Linked DNA regions of Homo sapiens: region 2 is linked to region 1. Evidence: read pairs that join two places in POLR2A ChIA-PET (ENCODE). Cell type or tissue: MCF 10A. All regions are shown on one strand. Each heading gives the region's core, and the rest is flanking DNA. Links, peaks and the distances in the headings are about the cores only.

Evidence for each region. ChIA-PET counts read pairs that join two places held together with the same protein. Peaks named below come from ENCODE experiments on the same cell type or tissue, not always from the same donor. Only the 100,000 strongest peaks of a DNase experiment are listed, where the experiment ranks them.
Region 2: POLR2A ChIA-PET joins it to region 1 with 14 read pairs; 32 of 35 experiments call an interaction of 5 or more read pairs at or near these places.

Annotation. Positions count from the first base shown.
Region 1 is chr5:172,712,587-172,717,954 of GRCh38, forward strand. No RefSeq gene overlaps it. Among named protein-coding and RNA genes, the nearest start is that of MIR5003, 53 kb to the left of the region's middle. RefSeq lists enhancers at 203-810, 2,026-2,631. In MCF 10A, for the core only: CTCF peaks have their summits at 614 (motif pointing right), 2,285 and 4,373 (motif pointing right); DNase peaks (open chromatin) are centred at 635, 2,405 and 4,425.
Region 2 is chr5:172,762,935-172,768,302 of GRCh38, forward strand. It overlaps DUSP1 (dual specificity phosphatase 1), which reads right to left. Exons shown (of 4, transcript NM_004417.4): 4 at 5,162-5,368. It also overlaps the pseudogene LOC401218. Among named protein-coding and RNA genes, the nearest start is that of DUSP1, 5.6 kb to the right of the region's middle. RefSeq lists an enhancer at 2,480-2,699 and a silencer at 5,003-5,195. In MCF 10A, for the core only: no CTCF peak of the experiment used is centred there; DNase peaks (open chromatin) are centred at 2,587, 3,357, 3,847 and 4,727.

The DNA of each region.
Region 1 (5,368 bases), core at 165-5,164:
TCAAACCCAGGCAGCCTGGAGCCAGAGACCACCCCCTTAACCAGGCATCACTCCGATGTGCCAAGAAGATAAATGAATCTTCTCACTGAGGCTGAGAAGGCCTTGTGAAATCAGGCCTGCTGGCCTCCCAGACATTGTTCCACAGCTGCCTCCTCCCATCCAGCGTCTCTGGCTTTCACACTCACCAGACTTCCTCCCTGCCCAGGGCCTTTGCACATGCTGTGTGCTCTAGGAAACCTCGCCCCATCCCCTGCTCATAACTTCCAATCAACCCTCTCCCCCAGGGTCCTTGGCTGCCTGGGCCACCGGGCAGTCCCTCGGGTATATGCTTTCATGCACCCTGAATTTTTCCTCCACGCATTTCTAACAAAGGCTGTATTAATACATCTGTGCAGGCGCGTGAATATGTTTCCTGATGGACTATGAATGTGGCCAGAGCAGCCATCGTGTCTAGCTTCGTCCATTGTGGTCCCCGGTGCCTATCCCAGTGGCACTGAATGTTTGTGGAATGGATGGGTGAATAAAGAAATGAATGCATCCCCGCAGATGGGGGGCTGCAAAGCCCTGGGGTCAGGCTCTCTGCCTTCCTCGCCTTTGTTCCTTCGTTCGCTGACCGCCAGAGGGCGCCAAAACCCGGGAAATGGCCCGCCTGATGCGTGGACTCCAGGGGGGTTCCCCAGCAAGGGGAAGGGGCCGGGTGCCCAGTGGGTGGGCGCCGTGGCCTCCCTGAAAAACACTGTGGACAAATAAAGACTAAGGCCTGGTTTGACTCCTTCCCCGGCAGCTTCTCAGCTGTGACCAGCAGACACCCTGCCTCTCAGGGGGATGGCAGAAATCCTTGCTGCCCGGTAGGAACTGAGCCCAAGGGCCTGAGGTAGGAAGGGATGTGTTTGCACAGCAAACATTCGTGGATGGAGCCAGCCTGAAAGGGGACTTCTAAGTGGGAAAGAAAAACAAATACTGGTCCCCTACTCTCACATGCCTACAATCCTGGCAACTCCCATAGGTAGGTAGGCATTGCTGTTCTCCATGTCTGCACTTGGGGAAACTGAGGCACAGCTGTACCCAGTGGAGCTTGGTGATGCCTTCCCACCCCTTGCCTGCCTACTGGCCACCCCTGCATCTAGCTGCCTCCACATGAGTGGTTCTCACAGTGTGGTACCTGGAGCAGCAGCAGCTCCTGTCCACCCAGACCTCCTGATTTAGAGACTCTGGGATTGAGCCCAGCAACCTGTGGCTAAAAGCACTCCAGAACATTCTGATGTGCAGTCAAGTATGAGAACCTCTGGTCTGCACCAGCCCTTTCTCGGGCCTGGGCAACACAACTGTGAGGACAGTGAGGCGGGACCCTGAGGGAGGGGAGTGAGAGGTGAGGCTGCTCCATGGGAGAGGTGAGGCCAGTGTCCCAGGCTGCCCAGAGCCCCCTGGGTGGGCAGGGCCCACCAGGTGGAAAAGCCCCAGAAGATACCTTGCACCTTCTGTGCCCACTCAAGTCCCAACAGACAGCCCGAGGGCTGCAGAGGGTTGGCAAGCACTGGCCATGCAGGTTCCCAGGACCCTCCCCTGCCTCCCCCGGAGGGGGCCTGGACAGCTGCCATCTGAACCGGTCCCCAGCCATTCCTCTGCATCCTAACATTGGAGAACTGCAGGCTCTGGAGGTTTTGGACCAGCCAGAGCCAGGTGTGAATTCTAACACATCTGTGACCTAATACAAACCCTGTCCCTCCTTTGATCCTTGGACTGCTCCCGAATAGAAGACGGTCATTATGAAAAAAAAGAAAATGAGAGTGGTTTAGAGAATCGGAGGTGGCTTGGGACATTCAGAGCAGGAAATGGGTCTTGGGGGTGGGACCAGCCGCAGATCACTGGCAATGAATGCCATCCTCAGAGCACAGATTTTGTCCCTGGGGCAAAGGCATTATCCCAGGCAGGCAAGATAATCAGATTTGCATGTTCCAACATTGCACCTGAGGGTCTGAGCTGATGAGAAGGCTGTCCCTGGTGGGCTCCTGGCACCAGCTCTGGGCCAGACCGCCTGGGTCCAAATTCCTACCCTGCCCCATCCCCACGGCTGCAGGACTTTGTACAACAGACATAACCTGCCAATGCCTCAGTGGCCTCATCTGTCAAAGGAAGATAAGGGGAGTAGTGTTCACGAGCATCAGATGAGAGACCTCATGTAAAGTCCATGGCGGAAGGGCCCCATCCCTGATAGCTGTTACTGTCAATCGGTGAGATTGGCCCCAGTTGGTGGGAGCCAGCTGAGGAGAGCAGTCTGTGAAGGCCCTCTATAGGCAGCTTTAGGAACAGCATGGCTCCGTGGGCACAGTGTTACAGGACTCCCTCCAATCCCCACTCCTGGGTGCCCCAGGAAGGGAACTGACGCCCGGATTGGACACTAGCCCCCTCCTCCTTCTCCCGAGGCCTTTGGCCTGGCCCTGCACACATGACCCAGCTTCCTGTTTGTGATGCCAGCGCTGGAGGGAGGAAATTCAGTGCCCCAGCCCCAGGGCTGCAGGGCAGGAATGTGGACGTGTTGACGTCAAAGCTTGTCCTAGTTCTGGGGAAGTGGGATGGGAAGGGCTTCCTGCTGAGCCACCTTTGATCCCAGGTCTGATCTGGGAGAGTGACCCTGGACAGCCGGCCCAGAGGGAGTTCAGACACCCAGAGCTTTCTCTGGTGGCCACCATGGGCACCAAGCTCAGGGTCCTTCCCCAGCATAGCTGTTTGGCCTTGGGCAAATCACCACGCCCCTCCAAATCCCCCACCTGTAAAGCAGGATTAAAAATGTGTATCTCAGAGCATCACCCACTCATCAGATGCGTAGTAAGCTCCTACTTTGTGCTTCATTCTAGGGATGAAGCCTGCCCAGGCTGTGGTGGGCTCTGGCCAGCATCCCCCTGGCTGGTGGGCCAGGGAGTGAGAGGGGCCGGGAGGAGAGGATGCTCGTAGACAGAGGCACAAAGCATGTCCAGAGGTGGCTGCTAGGAGATTTCCCAGCACTAGGGCTGTGACTCAGGCTGAAGCCTGAGCCCAGGCACTTCCTGGCTGGTGACTCAGTTTCCCCAATTCTACAGCGGCATCACACAACATCTGCTTCTCAGCATCGAAGAGGCGTTGAGGCATGGCCGGTATGTGTCTGTGGGGTCCTTCAAAATCTTATTTATCAAGCAGTTAGAGTGGGCTCAGGACTTTGTGTATGTGTTTGCTCTCTCAGGTGAGCCTGAAAAGATCAGGACTGCGACTCCCATTTTACAGAGGGATAACCTGAGGCTCAGTGAGGTGAAGGCAGTTCAAGATCCTTGACAGAGGCTCTGGATCACTGCGCTAGAAAGTGGTGGGGTGGGGAAAGACCGCTGGGCTTTCTGACTTCAGCAACACGTTCTCCAGTAACCAGACTTCCGAACAGTGGCAGACAGGGCCCTCTGCCTGGCAAGCACACACCACAGGACCTGTCCCACAGAGGGCCTCCCAGCCCGCTCTGCCAACCTCACCCACAGGCCCCCAAACTTGAGAGGGTTGACATAGGCCATGGAGACCTGTGCGAATGTCTGCCTTCCCTACTCCAGTCGACCCCCTGCATCACCCAGAGCACCAGGCCAGGGCCTGGAGTCACGCTCTCCTCTGCCCAGCACTGCCAGGAAGGCAGAAGGTGAGACACAGGAGAGAATGCATGGCGAGAGTGGGCATTTATTTGGCACGTCCTAGGTGGGCTGGGCTGCTCGATGAGATTTTAGGTATATTATCACCATCAGGAAGATTCTAGAGGTAATGAAACTGACATCCAAGAGGGGAGGTGACCTCTCCAGGGTCTCCACCCTGTGCGCCTCAGTTCCCCCAACTGTGACATTGGATGAAGGAGCTCATGCTCAGGGAGGCTGGGAGGGGTCCTGAGGAGGGCTCAGAGCAAGGCCTTGGGACAGCATAGTCCCTGCAAGGGAGTGACCGCTAGGGGCCTTCCTGGGAGCCTGCTGTGCCCTCAGCCCCAGCCCTGCCCACCCTCCCTTTCCCTCTCTGCCTTTCTCCAGAGCACGGCTCAGCCCTTTGGGGCTCTGCACTTTGGGGCCAGAGAGACCTGAGTTAGAATCCAGACCTGCCACTCACTGGTTATGCGACCTGGGCTGAGCGGTTCTTTTTCTCTGAGTCTCAGTTTCCTCATCTGTCTGCGTAAATAAATGAGGGTAATAACCAGCCGCATTTCAAGGGGTCTGGAGGTTAGGACATCATATCTTTCAAGTACCTGGTACGCTGTCTGACGCAGAGTAACCATTTAATAAAGCGGAGCTGTTGTTGCTGTCGCTGTCATTGTTGGCGTTTATTTATGAATGTCGAGGCGGCAGGTGGGCCTTGGTGGGACTGTACGGACATTTCCCGGATGCCCGGAAGGTGGCGCTAGAGACCCCCTTGTCGGCTCCCAAGAGAGCGCTAAGCATGGTCTTCACATCATCGGGAAGAAGCCAAACTTAGACGCCCGGATGGTTTCCAGCTCTGTTAATTCCCTGGGCAGATGCTTCCTGAACACCCCAACAATGTTCTCAGGTCCACCACTGGGGCTGCGGACCTGGGGCTCCTCCCCACCAGCCACCCCGCCCTCCCCAACAGGCCTCCACTGCCTTTCTCTCCCTCCCTTTGTCTCTCCTGCCTCCTCCCTCCCTTCGTTTCTTCCTTCCTTCCTTCTTACAAATAGGCACTGTGCACCTACTGTGTGCTGGGCTCTGTACGATGAACTGGAGATGCCCAGGGAAGAAGACCTTTGAAAGGCTGTGCCCTCTGGAACCTCCAAACTACGTGAGGACACAGAAATAAACAAGAGAAAGAAGAAAAAAAAAGATGCTTTCAGATCCTGGCAAGCATCGGGAGAAAATACAACAGGGTGGTGGGATAGAGGGACGGAGGAGCTGGGGTGAGGAGAAGGCGGGAGGTGGTCAGAGGGAAGGGCCGGTGTGGAGGGGGCCGCCGGAGCAAGGACCCTCGGACACGCAGCCCAGCATATCAGGGAGAAGAGACAAGAGGAAGCAGTCGGGTGGGGGCAGATGTGGCCAGAATCAGAAGCGGGTCTGCGAGGTACAGACTAAAGGGCCGGTCAACTGCTGCAGCAACCACAGCCACCACTAATGCTTACTGAGCACTTACTAGGTGCCAGGCACTGGCATTGTCCCATTTTATAGGTGGGGAAACTGCAGAAGGGACCGCAGCCAACAGTGTTTTCAGGGGCCCTGGGAGTTCCCAGGGCCACTGGTGGAAGAAGGAAGAGAGAATGCTCAGTGAGAGTGGGCATGCATTTGGCACGTCCTCGGTGGGCTGGGCTGCTTTATGCTATTTTAGGTACATTGTCACCATCAGGAGGATTCTAGAGGTCATGCAACTG
Region 2 (5,368 bases), core at 205-5,204, 50 kb after region 1:
CAGGGGCTCACCGCTCGGGTTAAAGTACCTGTTGGACACATTGATGATGTCATGAGTCCGCAGGTGCTGCTTTTCCGCTTTGCCGGCCAAGTAAATGGAAGACACGGCAATCAGGTAAGGGTCATAAGCGTCCAGGTTGGTATTGCAAAAGAACTTATGGTAAATGGTGCAAGCAGTGGCAATGGGAATGGACCTCATCCCTAGCTTGACACCTGCCTCCATGATGAACCTCGCCACTCGGAAGTGCACCCTGGCTTCGGGCGCCGGTTGCCCCTCGGGGCCCCGCGCTGCAGGCCCCCCTCCGCCGCCCTCCGGGGCTTCCATGAGGCCCGGCGGCCCCGGCGGAAGGAGAGGCTGCTTTGCGCGCAGAGGCCAGCAGAGCGGGGGGGGGGTGCTCGCCACTCCTCCGCCCCACCCCACACGAGGGTCCAACTCCCTTTTTAGAGATGTCAAAACTGAGGGTTTGAGAGGAGAAATAATCCACTCAAAGTCATACAGACACTAACTAGTTGGACCTATCAGTTTTGTCCCAGGTATTTGGAACAGAATCTCAAAATTTCCTTTGGTGGTATGATTTTCACATCTACTGAGTGTTTTACAAACCATGGGTACTTAAAATATGTTTATTGGATGAGTGAATGATTGGTGTCAATCTTGGTGAAACTTTTAAATCCCATCTTTGCAGTGTGCTCCACTGCAGAGGGCTGTGCAGGCTGGGAGGGAAGGAGGGCCCAGGGGTCAGAAGTATGCAGTCCCCCCCCGGCCCTTGTAGGGGAACCCATCCCTGCAAGAACCAGTCACATCTCCATAACACCAACCGACCTTCTGAAGGTCCAGGATCCCTCACTGCCTCTTCCCAGAAAGTGTCTATTTCCTTCCCACTTTGTCTCCCTGAACCAGCCTTCAGGAACCCTGGGGATTCCAGGACCCTCCCAAGTTTGGGTATGGAAGGGACTTAGCACTGGCAGATGGGTGGGAGAGGAGAATAGATGAGGTTCACCGCAGGTTCTTCTTACACATGAGGGTACGAGGCCCCGAAAGGGGAAGCAGCTTGCCCCAGGTTAGTGGAGCAGGGCTAGATGGGCTTAGAACAGAGGCCACTGCTCCAAAGCTCTGATGGCCTAGAGTAAAGCGTTGTCTGATGCGCGCCCAGGGTGTCACTTTGGTGAGGCAGCCCACTTTTGTGGGCGCTCAAGCACGAGCGCCCCTCCGGAGCGCTCCAGAGCCACTCCGGAGGGGCGCTCATGCTTGAGGGACAGAATAGGGAGCAGCTGAGTCACAAGAGAATATTACTGGGCCGTATTACAGATTGGGAAAACAGAGGTTAAAGAGTTTGATAGCAGGCCGGGCGCCGTGGCTCATGCCTGTAATCCTAGTACTTTAGGAGGCCCAGGCGGGTGGATCACAAGGTCAGGAGATCGAGACCATCCTGGCCAACCTGGTGAAACCCTGTCTCTACTAAAAATACAAAAATTAGCTGGGCGTGGTGGTGCGTGCCTGTAATCCCAGCTACTCAGGAGGCTGAGTCAGGAGAATCGCTTGAACCAGGGAGTCGGAGGTTGCAGTGAGCTGAGATTGCGCCACTGCACTCCAGCCTAGCGGCAGAGCAAGCGTCCATCTCAAAAAAAAAAAAAAAAAAGAGTTTGATAGCTTACACACCACTAACAGGTGGCAGAGTCAGGACTTGAACGCAGGTCTAGCCAACTCCAATTCACACGCTGTATCCACTGGTCCACAAACATACCTCTCAAACATCAGGTCTTTGCTGCTCTCCTGGCCTTGGAGCCCTCTTTCCAGTTCACCTCTCAAATGGGCAACTGGGTTATATCATTCAGGTCTTAGTTTATCCTGCCTTCATAGCCTTCATCCTTATCTTATTTTGTGATTATCTTATTTCTATAACCCACCCATATATAGTGCCATGAGACGGCAAGTGACAAAGTAAAATTACTTTTGCTGTTTAGCGAAAATAGCAAAAGTAATTTTAGCTACTTATAAGTAGGAATTTTGTCTTGCACCAAAGTATCCCCTGAGACTATACTTATCAATATTTGTTGAACACATGAATGAATGAATGAATGAACGAATGAGTGAATGAATGCGTGGGCCTCCTGCCTAGCTTTAAAAGCCACATTCAAGGAAAAGGTGGCTATGAGCTTATCTTCCTTGGCAGAGCAGTTTTGTCCACTGTGGCGCTAGCAGAGAGCACACCCTTTGTTCTCCACGGGGTGGAAGACACCTCCTCGGTGGGCAGAGGGGAGCAGGGCTGCTGGTCTGCACCTACAGGCTGTTCTCAAACAGGCTCACCCCGCAGAGCTCTGGAAACGAGGTGAGCAGCCCTCCCACCTGCTCTCCAGAAAGCAACCTGCAGAGAAAAACAGCCCGGGTTGACCTGGATCCACCCGGCGGGCGCGGGGAGGGGCCGCAGCGGCATTGTTTGCCTCTGTGTATGGCAACCAGAAACCACGGCAGCCAGCACTTCTCAGAGGCACCCCGCCCCCCTTTATTTTAATCTCCTAAACTGATTTGTCAGCAGCAGGAAGTGACATGACAGCTTTCCTCACAAAAGGGAAACTCCTCCGCGTTACCATGGGGATGGAGGCCACTGTAGGATCACAGATTTATATAATCTTAAAGGTGTACACACAATGATGTCATCCTCTGACGGGCCAGGGGAGGGAGGGAAAGGGACGCCAGAGGCTGCAAGTCCAAAGCAAATTAGCTACGATTTGCAAAATTCCAAGGAGAGGATGCGGTGGAGGTGGGGGAGGGGGAGTGTTAGAGGTATTATAATGAAATAATGGGTGCCTGGAAACCACAGAAAAGCATAATGTATGCATTGATGCATTTTCTACATCCCAGAATTAGAGAGATGGGAAGAACAGTACTCAGATCCAGTGCAAATTGGTCATTTTACGGGGTGGGAAAACTGAGCCAGAAGAACTGCCAGAAGCCATTAGGACAGAGACAAGGGGATGGAAACATTTCTCCACGGCCCACTGTGTGCCAGGCACTTTACATTCATCAGCCCATGTCTTTCTCACAAGTGAGCCTCAGTTTTGTCCTCTGTAAAATGGGTATTGCTGTCAAAGGTTACTTAACCTTAGCAGTACCTGGCACACAGTGCTCACTCTAAAACTGGCAACCATCATTGCCACATTATCAGTATTAAAAGTCTTATTTCAATCTCTTCCTGGGAAACACATTAATAGACTTTAAGTATCTTTCATCACGAGGTATTAATTTTTTCCCAAGGAAAGCAGTCTGAGGCCAAATATGAGATTTTTCTGGAGGGTCTGAACACAGTGACTCCGGTACATGGGGATCAGGGGTCATCATTCCTGGCTCTCAGGGCTGGCATGAGGCAGAGTGGCTTGAGCCGGGAGAAGTGAGTGACTTGTTTTCACTGGCGGCTCCCTTAGGCAGCCGCTGTATTTTTCCACTGCGTGGATCACACTGGAGATTAATTTTGGTTCAGCCAGTGCCTGCCAAGCAGAAAGCGAAGGCCCTAGCCCACGGGGAAGTCAGCCATGGCATCTGTCACAGACTCGATGTCGCTGGTACATTTCCACGGAGAGAGATATTTACAATAGTAAATTTCTAGGCTTTGATAAAAACACTGGGTACGATTTGTTTTGATAGGCATGAACATACTTGTAATCGGAAACCCAGCTGAGGAAATGAGCTTGCCAGCCCAGGGTAAGTTCTTAGAACTTAGAACACAGGGATCTTTCAGACCCTGGGAGTCAAGTGGCAGACAGTGAGCCACAGGGGCAAAGTCAAGGACACTGATTCTGCGTAAAGACCTTGAACAACAGGACAGGACCAGAACCATAGCACAGGGTGCTCATGGATAAGGCGAATGGGATATTTCCTTTTCTGCTTCCCATAGCACTTTGTCCAGAAACAAAGAGTGGGGTGGGGCGCTAAGGGGCCAGTAATCCAAGAGCTTCGCTGTTTCTTAACGCAACATTATAGACTGGATTATGGATTGGTAGCAATTACATCTCTTCTGTTTTTTGCCTGCTTGGCAAAGGAGTACAAATTCAGAATATTATCCTAGAACAAGTCAGGTTTAATTGCTTATCTCAACAAAACTATGAAATCAGAGCAGCAGGTGACATGAAGGAGGCAACTACCAAAAATGCCATGTCTATATGCAGAAATGCCAGCGTGAATGTCCTCCACAATGTTAGCAATGGTCAGGTTGGGGATGGGCTGTTGCGGGTGATTTCTTTACATGGTATTTGCTTATAGTGCTTGGATTTTTTTTCTTTCTTTTTTTTTTTTTTTGCCAATGTATTTAAATTTTCACAAAAACAAAAGCCTTTTTAAAAGCAAAAAGATAGGTCAGGAGTTCGAGACCAGCCTGGCCAACATGGTGAAACCCCCATCTCTACTAAAAATACAAAAATTAGCCGGGCATGGTGACGCGCACCCGTAATCCCAGCTACTTAGGAAGCTGAGGCAGGAGAATGGCTTGAACCTGGCAGGCGGAGGTTGCAGTGAGCCGAGCTCACACCAGTACACTCCAGCCTGGGTGACAGAGTGAGACTCCGTCTAAAAAAAAAAAAAAAAAAAAGCCATGAGACGGGCAAGTGAAAGTCTGAAACAGATGTAGATTCCAATTCTCCTATTTCTGCCACTTAGCCATGCTGGGTCTCAGCATCTCATTTGCAAAAGGCCTTGCTGAGTTTCTCTAGGGGCAGGTAGCACACACCTGCCTTATGTCATGTGTTTGGAAAAACTTTTGTCTCCTCATAACTCCAGCACAGCTCAGAGATGGGAAGGCGACTTTTTATATTAACCTGAGGAGGGTATTAAATGAAGAAGGCAATCCAGACAAGTGGCTATTTCCTCCTAGCTTTGGCTCTGGGGACACCTTGGCATCCTGGGTGACATGGTAGGTTACAGAGCCGCTAAAATGGGCATGGGCAGACACACTGATCCAATACTAAGAGTTCAGCTGTAGCGTCCGGTGTTTCATGATACTCACTTGTCTTCCTCCCTTGCAACCCAGCCATTTCATGGGACCAACGGGCCACCACAGGGCATGGGATCAGATCTCAACACATTCTGCAGGCCCTTGTCGAAATTCTTCCCTAGTTCACTAGTGGGAGAGGGATTGGGTGTGGTTGCCAAAGAAATAAAAGCGTTGAAATTTCAATAGAAATGCCATAATTTATTCCATTGTATAAAAAAGTCATCCTTATGTAACAAAATGTCTTCTTAGAAGAAGAAATATATTATTTCAGGTCATAAATAATCAGCAAACATACAACTGTTGGCAACTAAAAAAAAACCCAACACTGGTATTTTCCATCAGTGCTGAAAACAAACCTGCTTAAGATATATTTACAGGATAGTA